Regions from separate parts of the Homo sapiens genome. Here region 1 is linked to region 2. Evidence: read pairs that join two places in POLR2A ChIA-PET (ENCODE). Cell type or tissue: GM12878. All regions are shown on one strand. Each heading gives the region's core, and the rest is flanking DNA. Links, peaks and the distances in the headings are about the cores only. Region 1 overlaps RGS9 (regulator of G protein signaling 9). Region 2 has its middle 8.8 kb from the start of LRRC37A3.

Region 1 (9,373 bases), core at 2,470-6,469, 230 kb before region 2:
TGTTTATTTCACCTGGGTGCAGGCGGGCTGAGTCCGAAAAGAGAGTCAGCGAAGGGAGATAGGGGTGGGGCTGTTTTATAAGATTTGGGTAGGTAAAGGAAAAAGGGGGGGTTGTTCTCTGGCGGGCAGGAGTGGGGGGTCACAAGGTGCTCAGTGGGGGAGCTTTTTGAGCCAGGATGAGCCAGGAGAAGGAATTTCACAAGGTAATGCCCTCAGTTAAGGCAAGGACTGGCCATTTTCACTTCTTTTGTGGTGGAATGTCATCAGTTAAGTCAGGAACAGGCCATGTAAATATCACTTCTTTTGTGATTCTTCAGTTCATTTCAGGCCATCTGGATGTATACGTGCAGGCCACAGGGGATATGATGGCTTAGCTTGGGCTCAGAGGCCTGACACTGCGAGGCACCCTAGCTGAAATATGATTATCAGGCACATTGCCATGCTCAAAAATTGCCTGTGGCTTCCTATTGCCTATCTCCCAGATCTGCAGGTGCTCTTCCACCCCTCTGCCACCCTCCATAGCCATCTGGAGCCATGACTCTCAATCTCCCTTGTCACTCCTCCACTTTCCACTCATTCCATTTCTAAACCATTGCTCTTGCTAGTGTCCCCTTATAGGAAGACCCTCAGAGCTCCTCTTCACCAATTCACAAGCATCACTTCTTTCAAGACCAGCTATACACAGCACCCCCTCCAGGACTTTCTTGACTGAGTCCTCCCCACTTATCCCTGTTATTTATGCTCTAAATATTTTGTACAAAATAACTCTTTCGTCCCCAAATTATCCTGCCTTTGCTTTTGATTCTGGTACTTTTACACACGAAGGTCATGTCTGTCCAATTAAAATGTAAATTTCTCAGAAACACAGGCTAAGTCTCTATTTAGTTTCTCCCATGGTGCTGTACACAAAGCTGTCCCGGATAACTGAGTGCCAGATGAGCTCTCACCCAGACTGGAGATCCAAAGCCGCTGGACGATCCATTGCAGAACATCACTTCCTGAAAAACAAGAGACATTTGCGGTTATTGTCATAGCCTCCTGACACATCCCCGCTCCTCCACGCTGTTGCCTGACTGGTCTCCTTCCCGTTCAGCTGCGATTTCATTCCTCTTCGCTCAGAACCTTCAGAAACCCCCACCTCATCATGCTCAGTCCCAGCTCTGCAGCCTGTAATTCAAGGCTATCCATGATCTGACTCCAGCAGATGTGCAACTTAACACCGCACGCACCCCCAGCCCACACATACATACACACACGCTTCATCTTTACATCTCTTGTTGTATTGATCTTTTACCTGACGATAACTTGTACATGGTCTGTTATTCACTAACTGGATAGTAAATAGGCTAAGTCTAAACACACACACACACACATACACACACACAAAACAGACCCGAGGCAAGCTGTTTGCAGGGCTCTGGACCAAGCTGGGACTCTGGGAGTAAAACAGAGACAGGGATGAGAAGAGGACAGGCTGAGGGCTGGGGCCGGCTCTCCAACTCCCCAAGTTCCCAGGCAGAACTCCGAGGAGTCAGAAACTTCTAAACTTGAACCTGGCCTTCCATGACATTGTGAAGGTACTTTTGTCAGGGTAGGAGGTTGGGACCTATCCTAGTTGATTTATAACTTTAGATGATGGAATGAAGGCTCCATGTGTACTCTCGCCCCAGGCCCTGCAAATCTTAGGGGCTGGCTTGGGAACAACACACAAAAAAACATGAAAAAATGGCATGAAAAACAGCAGGAGAGGCGGGCTCAGAGGCCAGGAGAGAATGTGCACCCGTACACCCGTCCCACCCACCTGCTCCCCTCAAGGATTCAGATTTATCTAAGGGTCAAGGCAAGCCAAGTTCCACCAACAAGCCCAGAGCTGCCGTACGACCCCACAGAAGCTCTGAGCCCCTTCCCTCAGCCTGGGCCCTCTCACCTCACAAGCAGAAGGTACAGCTCGTAGGCACAAGGTAATAGCATCTCAGAAGATAGACAAGGTGCCCTGGAACGAAGCACCGCATCACAGATACCATCGTGCAGATGCCAATGGTCACATTTTCCAGCAATCTTAGCCTGCTTTCCAAAGGCCAAGCTGGAAGCCTGTCTGCATGGAAACAGGCCCACATAACACATCAAAGAAGAGGGCCAGGATTGAGACTCCACTCCCTGTGTTCTTATGTCTGGATAATTGCCAATGATACTTCCCTCCTCGGAGGCGGTGCAGGGACATTTCTTCTTATGACCCATATACACGCTCTCTGGGCGTAATTGCCTGCCTACGACCATGGCTGGGTGTAGACAACCTGTAATTCTTCCCTTCATGCCCACACCCTAGGACACAAATGTCCAGCCATGATCTCTGTCAGTGTCCACATGCACACTGTCATGGCTTTCCATGGTTCTCCCTCTGTTGCTCTTAGCATCATTCACTCCTGGATGGCTGTTCAAAAGCAAAATCCTTCATCTAAACTCCTAGGACTGGGTGTTTAGACTTTCCACACCAAGTCTCTCTCTTTAAATGCTACACAGTGGTGCGCAGGCAGAGAGACAGACCTAGGCAGACATCAGACTGATTAGCTCTCTCCACCGAGGAGCCGAGGGCTTTCTCATCCACTTGACTGCCTCCCGAAATAGATCAAATGAGATTATGGTGCCACCAGCATCTGTACCACGCGGTCTACGTTGACAGCCTGGCAGGCTGCTCAGCCTCCCGCATCAGCCACCTTTGTCCCGAGGAAGCCCTGGGACGCCTGCCGTCCAAGAAGTTAAATAATTTTTTTTTATCGGTGCTGTTGTTGCAGGACCAGGGCTTCTCCCTGTGTTGTTTCTACAGCAGCTGGAATTCACCTGTGCAGGAGGAACAAGGAAGCCATGGCAGGATGGGCGACCTCGCCCAAATCCAGGAACCAAGTGTGCCCCGTGTGCAGGGAAGGAAAGCAGCTGGTGCACAACTGACAGTAGATAAGAATATGGACTCTGGGCTGGGCGCGGTGGCTCATGCCTGTAATCCCGGCACTTTGGGAGGCCGAGGCGGGTGGATCACCTGAGGTCAGGAGTTCGAGATCAGCCTGACCAACATAGTGAAATCTCATCTCTACTAAAAATACAAAAATTAGTTGGATGTGGTGGTGGGTGCCTGTAATCCTAGCTACTCCGGAGCTGAGGCATGAGAATCGCTTGAACCCAGGAGGCAGAAGCTGCAATGAGCCAAGATAGTGCCACTGCACTCCAGCCTGAGCAACAGAGAAAGACCCTGTCTCAAAAAAAAGTATAAGTAAAAATAAAATATATATATGGACTCTGGAGTCACATTGCTGGGCTGAAATTCAAGCTCACTCATGAAATGAGCTTAAGGACATGAAGGCAAGTTGCTGAAACTCTTTGGTCTCCATAACCCCATGTGCAAAAAGTGGGCAGTCATATCTACCCTTAACTTTATTGTGAGTGTTAACAGACAATGTGTGGGAAAGCACTAGCTACCACCACCATCCAGCACCCACTGCATACTCAGCACCTGCACAGAACTCTCTCACTTCCTTCCTGCACTCGTTCCCTTAGGGAGGGATTGCCATTCTTGCATTAAAAATGAGAAAACTGGCCAGCTGTGGAGTCTCAAGCTGGTAATCCCAGCACTTTGGAAAACCGAGGCAGGAGGATCACTTGAGCCCAGGAGGTCAAGGCTGCAGTGAGCCATAATTTTATGACTGCACTCCAGCCTGGGAGACAGCATGAGACCCTGTCTCAAAACAAACAAACAAAACAAAACAAACAAACAAAAACAATGGAGAAAGTAAACTGAGACCAGGGCTACAGCTAGAAAAGACACCTGAAGGATTTAATCCTTCACTCTCCACACAAGGACAGACAATAAGTGACTCATGCATTCAATAAACTTTTACTAACCATCTGTTACAAACACAGCTCTGAGAAGCATTGGGATTACCCAGATGAGCAAGACAAGGTACTTTCCCTTAAAGGGCCCCAGTCCAGTAGAGAATTCAGGCCAAAATTAATGACAGTCAAAGGCAGGGAGGGGGACAGGGTCAGGGATGCCTTCAGGAAGAATTGCCCCAGCTGCATCTGAGGTGATGGGGGACACAAAGGCACCCTGAAAAGTCTGCCCCCTGTTTCCACTCTTTGGGTGCCCAGAGCTACGCTGGTTCTTGGCCTTTCCAAAGTCTGGCTTGTCAGTGTTTCCTTTTCCTCCATGAGCTGCTCTATAGCATTTCAATTACTTCCCCTTTTGCTCCAACAAAAGAGTGGGTCTTCTGTTGCTTGCATGCAAGGAAACCTGAGTGACACATTGCTGGTGGGGGCATCCTTTCTTCTAAGCAGTCAGAAAGGGAAAGGGGAAGCTGTGAGCCAGCTTGTCTCTGCAAAGACTAGGGCACCTTGAGTGAAAAATAAATAGTCAGGTCAGGGGTGGCATAGAGAGGGAGGCCTCACATTGAGCACAGCCGTGGTGAGGCCCGGGCTTGGGCTATGAGAAGCTGTCTGCTTCTGCAGGCAATACGCCTAAGTATGAAACATTGTCTTTACTGCAAAATCAAGATCAGAAAACAGGTAACACATTAACCAAAATGCTCTCTTAATATTGGCGTCCAGCCCTTCTTGCCAATATCCCCAAATGATGCTCTGTAGGCACCTCACCCCCACACACAGAGAGGAGACAGTGGCACCACTCCCACAGGGCAGTTGAGAAGGGCCTGAAATGAATTAGAAGGTAAACGGTGGAGCAAAACAAAGGCCAACTTTTTTCTGCTAAATAGTATTTTTTTTTCTGCTACTTGGTTTCATTAAAACAAAGCAAACAAAACAACAAAACAAAAAATGACAGTGAAGGTTTCTAAAATGACCTTCTGGGAGGAATGGCTTCAAGAAATGACCTGTTGAGTCCTTTTCTCCCTCCTGACCCCTTCCTCAGAGGAAGACTTTAGTCCAGGAGTCAGCAAATGTACTCTGTAGAGCGCTAGATAGTAAATAAACATTTCAGCTTTGTGGGAGTCTTGTTCTGTCACCCAGGCTGGAGTGCAGTGGTGCGATCTTGGCTCACTGCAAACTCCGCCTCCCGGGTTCAAGTGATTCTCATGCCTCAGCCTCCCGAGTAGCTGGGATTACAGGCATGCACCACCATGCCTGGCTAATTTTTGTATTTTTAGAAGAGATGGGGTTTCACCATGTTGGTCAGGCCGGTCTCGAACTCCCGACCTCAGGTGATCCACCTGCCTCGGCCTCCCAAAGTGCTGGGATTGTAGGTGTAAGCCACTGTGCCTGGCCACAACTATATATTTTAACTCTGCCATTGTAGTGTAAGAGCAGCCATAGACAATACATAAATGAGTGAACATGGATATGTTCCAATAAAACTTTATTTAGAAATAAAGCTTTGTTTTGTTTTGTTTTGTTTTGTTTGAGACGGAGTCTCGCTCTGTCGCCCAGGCTGGAGTGCAATGGCGCAATCTCTGCTCACTGAAAGCTCTGCCTCCCAGGTTCAGGCCATTCTCCTGCCTCATCCTCCCGAGTAGCTGGGACTATAGGCACCTGCCACCATGCCCAGCTAATTTTTTGTATTTTAATAGAGACAAGGTTTCACCGTGTTAGCCAGGATGGTCTTGATCTCCTGACCTTGTGATCCACCCGCCTCGGCCTCCCAAAGTGCTGGGATTACAGGCGTGAGCCACTGCACCTGGCCAAAAATAAAGTTTTTTACAAACACAGGAGGTGGGCCGTATTGGGCCTGTGGGGTCTATTCCAGGCCAAGACTAAAGTGCAAGCTACATCACCTGTCATGGCATGAGGAACGCTGGTGACCAGGACCCTCTGGTTCTGCATTCGGACCCCTGTCTCTGGGTTCTGCATGTCCTTCACGAGCGCTTCAATCTGCAAGACAGAACAGGAAAAAGCCGACTGACGAGAACAATTTTGAAAGTTGTGCAGGGCAATTTCCACTGCACTGAGAGGGACCTCAAAATGCAAAGGTGGACACAGGGGTTCCCCATCTGGTACAGGAGCCAGGTGGGCACTGAGTGACTCTAATGCAACCAGGACTAAGGTGTGCTCCACAGACACAGATCCCATCCCTGCATGTGAAGACTCGCAGATTCATCCTGACTGGGAGATTCTGGGGTGGCTTTTAAGGAAAGATGGAGCTTAACAAGAAAGGATTTTGCTGAACAGAAAGTGATAGAACACCATGGGCAAAGGCATGGAAGGATGACAGCTCCCAGGGTTAGTGGAACAGAAAACAGCAGGAGTTGCAGCTGGAAAAGCCAGTGGAGGCCAGACCACATGGACCTCAAAGCCACCCCTGCAGTGTGGATTTTATTCCAGTGACTGTTCCTAGAGAGCGTTCTGGAAATTTGGCCCATGACAGAGAGAAGAACACTGAAGTGTGAAGAAGTTTGCAGAGGTAGAAAAAAGTGCAGTGACCTATTCAAAGCTATTGCATACAGCCCAGGTGAGAAACGACAGTGACCAGGCACAGTGGCTCACGCCTGTAATCCCAAAATCTGGGAGGCAGAGGCGGGAGGATCGCTTAAACCCAGGAGTTTCTGACCTGCCTGGGCAACATAGTGAGACCCTGCCTCTACGAAAAACTTAAAAATTATCTGGGCGTGGTGGTACATGCCTGTAGTTCCCAGCTGCTTGGGAGGCTGAGGCAGGAGGATCACTTGAGCCCAGGAGTTCCAGGCTACAGTGAGCTATGATCGCACCACTGCACTCAGCCTGGGTGACAGAGCGAGACCCTGTCTCTTTTTAAAAAAGAAAAGAAATGACAGCGTTTCAACCCTTAACACTCCCACTCTTTGTATTCTCAGCAGAGCAGCCAGATGGGCTTTCCATTATTTTAGAATATGTCACTCTTCTGCGTGGCTGTTCCACTGCAAGGACCACTTGACTCCAAGTAAATGATAAAGTTCCCCTACTGGTCTACATGTTCGGGACCCCCTTCCTCTCTGACTTCTTTCTTACCCACTCCCCACCGGCTCCCTCTGATCCAGCCACACTGGCCACCTTCCTTCCCCCAGCCATACCAAGGACACTCCCAGCCAGCCTTGGGCGGGTCCCATGTTCTGGCTCTTCCCTCTACCTGGGCCAGTCTTCGCAAGAGACCAACTTGGCTCCCTCCTCACCTTCTTCCCCTTCTGATGGTCTCAGGAGGCCCACCCTGACCATTCCTAAAGCTGCAACCCTGAACTCCACCCTTGGCACTCCTGACGCCCTGCTCCGTTTCTCAAGAGCATGTGTGGTCTTCAAACATACAAAATAATTGACCTAGTTAATACATTGTCGGTGGTGCATCTCCCCTAGCTCCTGGAAAGCAAGCTCTTCCTGGGGGTCTTTTTCTGTTGTTGTTTGCTGCTGGATGTCAAGTGTCAGGAAGCATGCCTGCCACATAGATAGTACCCAGTAAGCAAGTGATGTGTGAATTAATAAATAAATGAGGCAGTGGCCAGGAAGATGGTAAGGAGGCATGACTTTCAGAGCCCTGGAAGAGCGAAAATAAACTGCATTTGCAAGTGATTGAAAGGTTCACTAAGGGTGACACAGAATAATGCCAAGGTTTATAACTTATAAGACCAGAGTTACCAGTTACCAAACTAGAAAATGCAAAGAAGAAGCCACTTCTGGAAGCAAAGGTGTCTGCCTTGGAAGGTCGACTGTAAGGGGCTTCTGAGATTCCCACAATGTCTGGGAGGTGATTGGAAATGACTGCCCCAGGTTCAGAAGAGACAGGGTCAGAGATATGAATTAGAGCCATGAATGTCAGGGAGAGTTGAAGCTAAAGAGAATCAACAAACTGTCCAAGGAAGCCTGCACTGCAGGAAGGCAGCCACAGGGACAGCCCTGACTATCTTTAGAGTTGTTTTTTTCATTTTTATTATTAAAAATTATTTCCCACTTGAAAAAATCAAATGGAAATAATATCAGCTGAAGGACTCTTTTTTTTTTTTTTTGGGACAGGTCTTCCTCTGTCGCCCAGGCTGGAATGCAGTGGCACGATCTTGGCTCACTGCAACCGCCACTTCCTGGGCTCAAGCAATTGTCCTACCTCGGCCTCCCGAGTAGCTGGGATTACAGACACATGACACCATGCTCAGTCAATTTTTGTATTTTTAGTAGAGACAGGGTTTTGCCATGTTGGCCACGCTGGTCTCAAACTCCTGACCTCAAGTGATCCACCTGCCTCAGCCTCCCAAAGTGCTGGCATTATAGGCATGAGCCACCACACCTGGCGTGAAGGATTTTTTTTTAAACAAACTGGATGTTTGACACTAGTCAACAAAGATGACTAGAGAAAACCCAGGTGTTTCTCTTGTTATTCGCTGTTTGCTACTGATCTTGACAAAGCTTCATGTGCAGAGGTTTCAAACTTCATGTTCCCCTGGAAAAGCCCTCACTAACGGGAAAGCTGTCCACTCCCCCTGCCCCAGATGTGCTTGCCAATGGTCAGCTGGTCATTCGACATCCAGGCACAGTCATGATCAACTCTGGGAAACCAGAGAGAAGCTGTGGTCCCTGAGCCCAAAGATCTAACTGACCAGTGCAAAGATATTCTAGGACAATGCAGAACATGCAATGACAAGGGTGAGTCTATGGTGTCATGTGAACACAGCAGTGCCTAGAGCTGGGCAGGAGAGAAGGACTCCTCCTAGGTTTATTTTTATTTTTATTTTTTTAGACTGAGTTTCTCTCTGTTGCTCAGGCTGGAGTGCAGTGGCATGATCTCAGCTCACTGCAATCTCCGCCTCCCGAGTTCAAATGATTCTCTTGCCTCAGCCTCCCAAGTAGCTGGGATTACAGGTGCCCGCCACCACGCCCAGCTAATTTTTGTATTTTTAGTAGAAACAGGGTTTTACCATGTTGGCCAGGCTGGTCTCGAACTCCTGACCTCAAATGATCCACCCGCTTCAGCCTCCCAAAGTGCTGGGATTACAGGCATAAGCCACTGCACCCAGCCTCCTAGGTTGAATTTTACAAAGATTAGCAAGGAGTAGGAAGCAGAAAGAGAAAAGGAGCATGGGTGAGGGTGTTCTAGGTGGAAGGGCCACAGAAGCAGAAGCACAGAACATGAACCAGCAGCGGGAAACAAAGCCCTTTCCTGCCTTCACCTGGCCCAGGGCTCTCTCCTGAGGTCTGGGCTGCTGCGTGCAGCTGGACATCAACGTGGATGGCTGCTCTCACACCAAGTCTGTCCACATTCCCGCCATTACCCAAAGTAAAACATCTCATCCATTTACCTGCTTCCCCTCCATTTAGCCACCTTGCTTACACCATCATTAGTCTTCTGGCACTGAATTAAACAACATCTCCCAACACTGTCTGGCTCATTACAATTTACAAAATCCTTTCATGATCTGAAGGTGCTTGCTTGCAGTCC
Region 2 (9,373 bases), core at 3,265-7,264:
TGAGAGTCTCACTGTCACCCAGGCTGGAGTGCAGTGGTGTGATCTTGGCACACTGCAACCTCTGCCTCCTGAGTTCAAGCAATTCTCGTGCCTCAGCCACCTGAGTAGCTGGGATTACAGGTGTGCATCACCACACCTGGCTAATTTTTGTATTTTTAGTAGAGATGGGGTTTTGCCATGTTGGCCAGGCTGGTCTCAAACTCCTGACCTCAGGTGATCCACCTGCCTCGGCCTCCCAAAGTGCTGGGATTACAGGCATGAGCCATCACGCCTAGCCTAGTTTTACAGATTTTGTAGTTTCTTGTTTTTGGTCTATAACCTGCTGCCTACTTTTCTTGCTTCCTTGCCTATATATATATTCATTTATTTTTTAATTCCTTTGCTGAGAATAAAAATTGGATACTTTAGCTGGGCTTATCCTTCAGTTTTTTTGTTTTTGTTTTTTTTTTTGAGACGGAGTCTCGCTCTGTCTCCCAGGCTGGAGTGCAGTGGCGCAATCTCGGCTCACTGCAAGCTCTGTCTCCTGGGTTCATGCCATTCTCCTGCCTCAGCCTCCCGAGTAGCTGGGACTACAGTCGTCTGCCACCACGCCCGCCTAATTTTTTGTTATTTTTAGTAGAGACGGGGTTTCACCGTGTTAGCCACGACGGTCTCGATCTCCTGACTTCGTGCTCCGCCCCACTTGGCCTCCCAAAGTGCTGGGAGTACAGGCGTGATCCACTGCACCTGGCCTCAGTTTTTTTTTTTTTTTAAACAGGCAAGTTCTTGCTGTGTCACCCAGGCTGGGGTGGAGTGGCTCGATCATAGTTCACTGCAGCCTCAAACTCCTGTACTCAAGTGATTCTCCTGCCTCAGCCTCCCAAGTAGCTGGGACTATAGGCACTCATCACCAAGCCTGGTTAATTTTTTTTTTTTTGGTAGTAGAGACAAGGTCTCATATTGTGGCCCAGGCTGGTCTTGAACTCCTGGCTTCAAGCTATTCTCCCCACTCGGCTTCCCAAAGTACTGGGATTACAGGCATAAGTCACCTTGCCTGGCCTTTCACTTTTATTTTAGGTAAACTGCCTTTAAAATACCCTCTTAGAAACCATCTTCCTTGCTACAGAAGAGAGAAAGCACCCCGTGGCTTTTCCTCAAAGGAAGATCACTGGGGGGGCTGAGCGCGGTGGCTCATGCCTGTTATCCCAGCATTTTGGGAGGCCGAAGCGAGCGGATCACCTGAGGTCAGGAGTTTGAGACCATCCTGGCCAACATAGTGAAACCTCGTCTCTACTAAAACTACAAAAATTAGTCGGGTGTGATGGCACGTGCCTGTAGTCCCAACTACGCGGGAGGCTGAGGCAGGAGAATCGCTTGAACCTGGGAGGCAGAGGTTGTATTGAGGTGAGATCACACCACTGCACTCCAGCCTGGCAACAGGGTGAGACTCCATCTCAAAAAAATAAAATAAAATAACCGAGTATGCACAATTCAACTGTAATAGATACTATCAATTTACCCTCCAAAGTGACCATACCAATTTATACCCCCACCAGCCTTGCTAAAAGTATTCTAAGATATTAATTTTGTGGTTAATAAAATATCCACTGAGACTTCTGAAAAAACTTCATATTCAACTCATGTACTTACCCATAGGTTCCTTAATAACACCATAATAATCTGGTGCATCATTAGGGTCTACTGGTTCAAGGAAAGGCCGGGACATCTTATGGGCCTATAATGAAAAAGTAGGCATTCTTATTGTCAGTGAAAACACTAATTCCATTTAAGATTCCCAGTTGAGTCACTACATCAATGAACCCAAAAGTCAGTTTTAAATGCGATACATGAAATACTTTACATTAGGTGATTTCTGCTCTAGTAATAAGTTACCTAAGATGAGCTTCCTTTGCAATAATGGTACTCAAAGCCTGGTCGGAAGACCTTGGTGTGGTGAAGGGGTGGGTTGCCCCTCCACACCTGTGGGTGTTTCTCGTTAAGTGGAACGAGAGACTTGGAAAAGAAAAAGACACAAAGTATAGAGAAAGAAATAAGGGGGCCCAGGGTACCTGCATTCAGCATATGGAGGATGCTGCCGGCCTCTGAGTTCCCTTTGTATTTATTGATCATTCTTGGGTGTTTCTCGGAGAGGGGGATGTGGCAGGGTCATGGGATAATAGTGGAGAGAAGGTCAGCAGATAAACACGTGAACAAAGGTCTCTGCATCATAGAAAAGATAAAGAATTAAGTGCTGTGCTTTAGATACACATACACATAAACATCTCAATGCCTTACAAAGCAGTATTGCTGCCCGCATGTCCCACCTCCAGCCTTAAGGCGGTTTTTCCCTATCTCAGTAGATGGAACAGACAATTGGGTTTTTTACCGAGACATTCCATTGCCCAGGGCCGGGCAGGAGACAGATGCCTTCCTCTTGTCTCAACTGCAAAGAGGCATTCCTTCCTCTTATACTAATCCTCCTCAGCACAGACCCTTTAAGGGTGTCGGGCTGGGGGACGGTCAGGTCTTTCCCTTCCCATGAGGCCATATTTCAGACTATCACATGGGGAGAAACCTTGGACAATACCTGGCTTTCCTAGGCAGAGGTCCCTGCGGCCTTCCACAGTGGTTGTGTCCCTGGGCACTTGAGATTAGGGAGTGGTGATGACTCTTAAGGAGCATGCTGCCTTCAAGCATCTGTTTAACAAAGCACATCTTGCACAGCCCTTAATTCATTTAACCCTGAGTTGACACAGCACATGTCTCAGAGAGCACGGGGTTGGGGGTAAGGTTATAAATTAACAGCATCTCAAGGCAGAAGAATTTTTCTTAGTACAGAACAAAATGGAGTCTCCTATGTCTACTTCTTTCTACACAGACACAGTAACAATCTGATCTCTCTTTCTTTTCCCCACAGTGTGGGGGGTGGAACACAAGTTTAGAAGTCACAAAAGCAGTATTCTGGGCCCTACATGGTGAGCTGTCACTGAGTGATGCTGGCATTGCAACTGCTTCTGTAAACAGGTGGGATGGGTTCAAAGTGTGGAATCATTACCACAGCTGATTAATGATGAGGTGGCAGAGATGTGATGTTAGATAACATTCAACCACACATTGAGACTACGATTCCCTTTTTAGTTTCTTCAATTCTTGTGATTATGATAAAAATAGGAGAAAGTTTCAATCCAATGCACTATATCCTTTTATTTCCCCCCATTGTTTTGAGACAGGGTCTCGCTCTGTCATCCAGGCTGGAGTGGAGTGGCACGATCATAGCTCACTGTAGCCTCCTGTGCTCAAGTGATCCTCTCACCTCAGCCTCCCGAGTAGCTGGATAAACAAGTGCGTGCCAACATGCCCAGCTAATTTTTTATTTTTATTTTTTGTAGAGATGGGGTCTCACTTTGTTGCCCAGATTGGTCTCTAACTAAGTGACTCAAGTGATCCTCCTGCCTTGGCCTCCCAAAGTGCTGGGATTATAGGGGTGAGCAACCACACTGGCCTTCTATGTCTTCAATACATCTGTATCACTTGCTAATCCTGCAAACCATACCTATCCTGTTTTTCTTTTCTTTCCTTTTTTTTTTTTTGAGACAGAGTCTCGCACTGTCACCCGAGCTGGAGTGCCATGGCTCTATCTTGGCTCACTGCAACCTCTGCTTCCTGTGTTCAAGCGATTCTCCTGCCTCAGCCTCCCTAGTAGCTGGGATTACAGGCTCACGCCACCACACCCGGCTAGTTTTTTGTATTTTTAGTAGAGATGGGGTTTCACCATGTTGGCCAGTCTGGTCTCAAACTCCTGACCTCATGATTTGCCCACCTCAGCCCCCCAAAGTGCTGGGATTACAGGTGTGAGCCCCCGTACCCAGCCCCCTTTCTGTCTTTCATAAGGAAAATAATAACTATAATCTAATCATACTGTTTCTCAATCCATGGGAGTGAGAGGAAGTTTCTTTAAAAATAAAATGTATAAAGAAGTGAGTCACGTTAGATTATCTGAGTGTTAGATAAGCTGAGGTGGTGTGGGGATATGATAAAGCTCATGACACTGGTATGTGAAGGACTGAAGTTTGTCAAGCCCTTCACTAGACTAGCTGAGAGTCAGTAAATAATCACTCTAAGATTGGAAACTTGAAATCCTAACATTGGAAACTTGAAATCCTAGAAATGCTTCCAAAATTATGCCGGCTGATTTCATTTTCAAATGCTGCACACAGAGGGGCTCTCATCTGTAAGGAACGGAGCACCCTCTTCAACTCCTCATCATCCTTCTCTGTTAGTGGTGTGAGCACTGTCATGGCATCCTCTGTTGACTGGCACTGTGGACAGACATACTCATCAATGAGCTCTGCCTCACTTTGCAAGATGCCAATGCAGCACCCATGGTACCAATTCTGACACCGATCACGGCCAATAAAAAATCTGCAAGATCTGAAATGGAAATGTGAGTTCAAAACAGATGGGATGATGTTACTTATAATAAAGCATGCACCTGAAAATTTGCTAAACCCTGGGATATAAAATAGTTTTAGTATTATGGTTTTAATACTTTCAAGATCGACATTCCAGTACATTAATTTAGTATTTTTGATGTTAAGAACAAGCAGTAAAAAAATTTATAAGAACACTGTAATTTTGGAGAACCAATTTAAAGATAAATATGAAACATTCAATTGATTTTAAAGCTGAAAACAAGTCACAAATCTTTCAACTAGTACTGTACCATATGGGAGTTCAAAATCCTGTAAGGTAATAACAGAGTCTCAAAGCTTATACCCAAATTAGTGTTTTTCTAACCTGCAATAAAGCACCATTTCAAACACTGATAAAGTCCAAACAAGTCAGGCTATTTTAATCTCATTAATTTCTATGTTACATATTGAAGAATCAAATCTACCATTAAACCACATTTTCCCCAATGTGTCTCAAACATTCACTATGAAGCAAGATAAATTTTGAAGGGTAGGTAAAAAGGGAAAAAGAGAAAAAAAAAATGAAAAGGAATTTGTAACGTAAGTGTATAACAAATGTAGAAAAAATCTGCTTTTTATTTTAAAGTAAATAAGTAACCAGTCAGAGCAATTTGGCTTCCTAAATTATTAAATGTGATGCTCTTATCAGAACTCACTGTGACTCATCATAAGGTGTTCTGCAGATACAGTACAATTCCTCACTGCTGCCCTCTTGTGCCTGTTTACAATCATTACAGATGTACACATCCATTTTCTTAGCCTCCTTTTCTGCGATGCCAACACATTCTCCATAATACCAGTTAGTACAAAGATCACAGCCAATATAGAACCTAAAAGTATTCACAATGAAAATGACAATGTAGTTGTCGTTTTGAGCTGCATGGTACTTAAATCTGTCTTCCCTGCCTTGCTTCATTTTTTTACAGTGTAACTTCCTGCTATGAGTCAGCTAAACATTCCTGAATCCAACCATTCTACCCCTGGCAAACTCCAGTATCTGATGCTCTATCACATGTGGAAACATAAAGTCACTCACATCAGTTTCAACAAGTACACTGCTTAGTGAAATATGGGTCTTTAAAAACATACTGGAATTTGAAAAAAGAAACAACACATTGATGGTAATGTCTTCCTCTGAATGAATGTGTGTAAAACTGTAACAAGCACAAAAACCAAAGCCAAAGAATCAAAGACTTACATCTGTCAAACCTATTCCACAGAAGCCATTTCAATATCAGGGCTATTTCTTAGATAGGTTTAAAAATGTATCTCACAATTTAAATTTGAAAACAAAGCAAAGCGCAAACACCAAGTAGAAGTTACACTACAAGGACCATGCAGGTCAGCCAGGTGTAGAAGATAAATGGTCAAAATATGCTATGAAGAAGAAAACTAAGAAAGGTACATAGAGCAATTCAATCTCTACCAGGTTTTCTGAATAAACATTGGAATTTAATCGAATTTAAAATAATTTCTCATAATGGAATATGGCATGGGCCAGTTTTTCAGTTAATATAATGTTTGTGACAATGTGGGCAGCGGCCTGGCTAATTAACGGGTAGGGAACATGGAAGGAGCTGCTTCAGTTCAACATCTGGGACATGGTATGGGGAAGGATGCAAAGATAGTTATCCAGAATCTGTCTACACTGCTTGGCAGGGTCTACACTGCCTGGCAAGGCGGAGCTGTGTAAGTGTGTGATTGTGGAGTGCACAGTGGCCTCTGTAATAAAAGACCTAATGACAAAAGAAAAAGTAAATGTAACAAACGCTTATACAGTGTGTCTACAAGTGTTGATAGGCACAGTGTAGGAACATCATGTCAAAGTCATAGTGAGAATTACCATGAATCACAGGGAACCAGGCTGGCCTTGCTGATACCATTGGCACTCCTAGCTCTACCAAGGCATTTCTTGGTAGATTCACCTAGAGGAATGGAAGTCGTCCTCAAGCTTCAAATTGACCTGCTTCATGAATGTGAAGGAATAATATACGGTTATGTAGTTTATCCTGTTACCACTAACTTTTTTCTTTTTTCTTTTGTCTCGCTGTATAACCCAGGCTGCAGGGCAGGGGCAGGATCACGGCCCCCTGCAGCCTGGACCTCCCAGGCTCACATGATCCTCCCACCTCAGCCTCCCGAGTAGCTGGGACTACAGACGTGCACCACCAGGCCAGGCTTTTTTTTTTTTTTTTTTTTTTTTTTTGACAGAGCCTTGCTCTATCACCCAGGCTGGAGTACAGTGGCATGATCTCGGCTCACTGCAACCTCTGTCTCCTGGCTTCAAGCAATTCTCTTGCCTCAGCTTCCCAAGTAGCTGGGATTACAGGTGTGTGCCACCACATCTGGCTAATTTTTGCATTTTTGGTTGTGCCACGTTGGCCAGGCTGGTCTCAAACTCCTGACTTCAGGCAATCCACCTGCCTTTGCCTCCCAAAGTCCTGAGATTACAGGTGTGAGCCACAGGGCCCAGCCTCTTTTCATATTTTTAAAAAAAAAGTTTTAACGAGCAGTGAGGACGACCAGAGGTCACTTTCGTCACCATCTTGGTTTTGGTCGGCTTCTTTACTGCATCTTGTTTTTTCTTTTTTTTTTTAAGACTGGGTCTCACTCTGTCACCCAGGTTAGAGTGTAGTGGCACAATCTCGGCTCAGTGTACCCTGCACCTCCCAGGCTCAAGTGATCCTCCCACCTCAGCCTCCCAAGTAACTAGGACCACAGGCACGTGCCACCAAGCTCAGCTAATTTTTTGTATTTTTGTTAGAGACAGGGTTTCACCATGTTTGCCAGGCTGGCCTTGAACTCCTGACCTCAGGTGACCCACCTCAGCCTCCCAAAGTGCTGGGATTACAAGCGTGAGTCTCTGTGTCTGGCCAACATACTATTGTCTCAATATGCATTTTGCCATACTTTTTAAGTGCATCTCTTCTGCTATCCTGTAGTACAACTTACTCTTGGAAATGATCAAAGCAAACTATATTACCCTAGGGACAAACCCATTGTGATTGGCATCCACGAACAAACTTGGTGTAAAGAAATCATATCTACGACCAAGAGGATTTCTTTCTCATTTGGAGATAAGAGTTTCACTTTGTCACCCTGCCTGGACTGCAGTGACATAAACACGGCTTGCTATAGCCTTGACCTGCCAGGCTCAAGTGATCCTCCTGACTTAACCCCTCAAGTAGCTACAGGTGCTCACCACCATGCCCAGCTACTTTTTTTTTTTGTAGAGATGGAGTCTTGCTGTGTTGCCCAGGTAACTTACCTCCTGAGCTCAAGTGATCCGCCTGCCTTTGCCTCCCAAAGTGCTGGGATGACAGTTATGAGCCACCTGTACCCAGCCATAAGAATATTTCTTAAAATCTGACTTAAAATTTTTTTAAAAATTCTTTTAGAGATAGGGTTTCACCATGTTGGCTAGGCTGGTCTCGAACTCCCGACCTCAGGTGGTCTGCCCACCTTGGCCTCCCAAAGTGCTTGGATTACAAGTGTGAGCCACTGTGCCCAGCCAAAATCTGACACATTTATAAATTTCTACAATAATTTTAAATACCAAAAATATTCCCAAAACGTTTCATCATGATTATTTTTCTTCCCAAATCTTATAGTCTCTCAGAAAAATAACTTAGCCCACGTTTCCTTTAAAGAGTTTTTAATTTTTTTAATGAAGGGCCGAATTAATTTTATTTTTCCTTCTTTAAAAAAATTCGTCCAGCACAGTGGCTCACACCTGTAATCCCAGCAGTTTGGGAGGCCGAGGGCGGAAGATCACTTGCGTCCAGGAGCTCAAGACCAGCCTGGACACATGGTGAAACCCCATCTCTACTAAAAAATACAAAAATGAGCCAGGTGTGGTGACGCATGCCTGTAGTGCCAACTACTTGGAAGGCTGAGGTTGGAGGCTCCCTTAAGCCTGAGAGGTGAAGACTTCAGTGAGCTGTGATGGCACCACTGTGCTCCAATGTAGATGACAAAGTGAGACCCTGTTAAAACAAAACAAAACAAAACTTTTTTTTGGAGATAGGGCCTCACTTGATCGCCCCGGCTAGAGTACAGTGGTGCTATCATGGCTCACTGCAGGGTCGACCTCCTGGGGTCAAGCAGTCCCCTGGCCTCAGCCTCGCCAAGTAGCTGAGACTACAGGTGTGCATCACAACACCCAGCAAATTCCTTTTTGTAGAAACAGGGTTTTGCCATGTTGCCCAGGCTGGTCTCAAAATCCTGGCCTCAAGTGATCCACCCACCTCAGCCTTTTAGAATGCTGGGATTACAGGCTGTGAGCCACAACTCTCTTGGCCTATAAATGATAATTTAAGTGAATCTCTGAAGCTACAGTTTTTTGTTTCGACATGGAGTCTCGCTCTGTCGTGCAGTGGCATGATCTCGGCTCACTGCAACCTCCGCCTTCTGGGTTCAAGTGATTCTCCTCCCTCAGCCTCCCAAGCAGCTGGGATTACAGGTGCCTGCCACCATGCCTGGCTAATTTTTGCATTTTTAGTACAGACGGGGTTTCGCCCTGTTAGCCAGGCTGGTCTCGATCTCCTGACCTCAAGTGATCCTTTCACCTCAGCCTCCCAAAGTGCTGGGATTATAGGCATGAGCCATTTCGCCCAGCCTCTGAAGCTATAGTTTTATAGATTCTAAAGCAGAGACTTCATATAGCTGTCTATGAAAAGCCAAAAACAAACAAAAAACCCACAGAAAAACCTGATTCCCCACGCCAAAATTTCAAGGATTTGCCTAAAGGTAAGGTCCATCTGTACCTGAAATAAAGTTTGCTGTGCCTCTTTTTTTGCAGGGTCACCCAGCCCTATGCACCAATTATACTAGTAACAATCATTACATGAGTACCTCAGGAAGCTTTTAAATATATCACAAATATTTTACCAAATAAACCTGAATGGCCCTGGTTTAATGAA

What was found. Peaks named below come from ENCODE experiments on the same cell type or tissue, not always from the same donor. Only the 100,000 strongest peaks of a DNase experiment are listed, where the experiment ranks them.
Region 1: POLR2A ChIA-PET joins it to region 2 with 7 read pairs; 3 of 35 experiments call an interaction of 5 or more read pairs at or near these places.

Annotation. Positions count from the first base shown.
Region 1 is chr17:65,149,920-65,159,292 of GRCh38, reverse strand. It overlaps RGS9 (regulator of G protein signaling 9), which reads right to left. Exons shown (of 19, transcript NM_003835.4): 2 at 5,775-5,871; 3 at 948-998. Among named protein-coding and RNA genes, the nearest start is that of RGS9, 17 kb to the right of the region's middle. RefSeq lists an enhancer at 3,858-4,017. In GM12878, for the core only: no CTCF peak of the experiment used is centred there; DNase peaks (open chromatin) are centred at 3,930 and 4,240; H3K4me3 peaks cover 310 bases; H3K27ac peaks cover 1,630 bases.
Region 2 is chr17:64,923,544-64,932,916 of GRCh38, reverse strand. No RefSeq gene overlaps it. Among named protein-coding and RNA genes, the nearest start is that of LRRC37A3, 8.8 kb to the right of the region's middle. RefSeq lists a silencer at 2,832-3,126. In GM12878, for the core only: a CTCF peak has its summit at 5,199 (motif pointing left); a DNase peak (open chromatin) is centred at 5,176.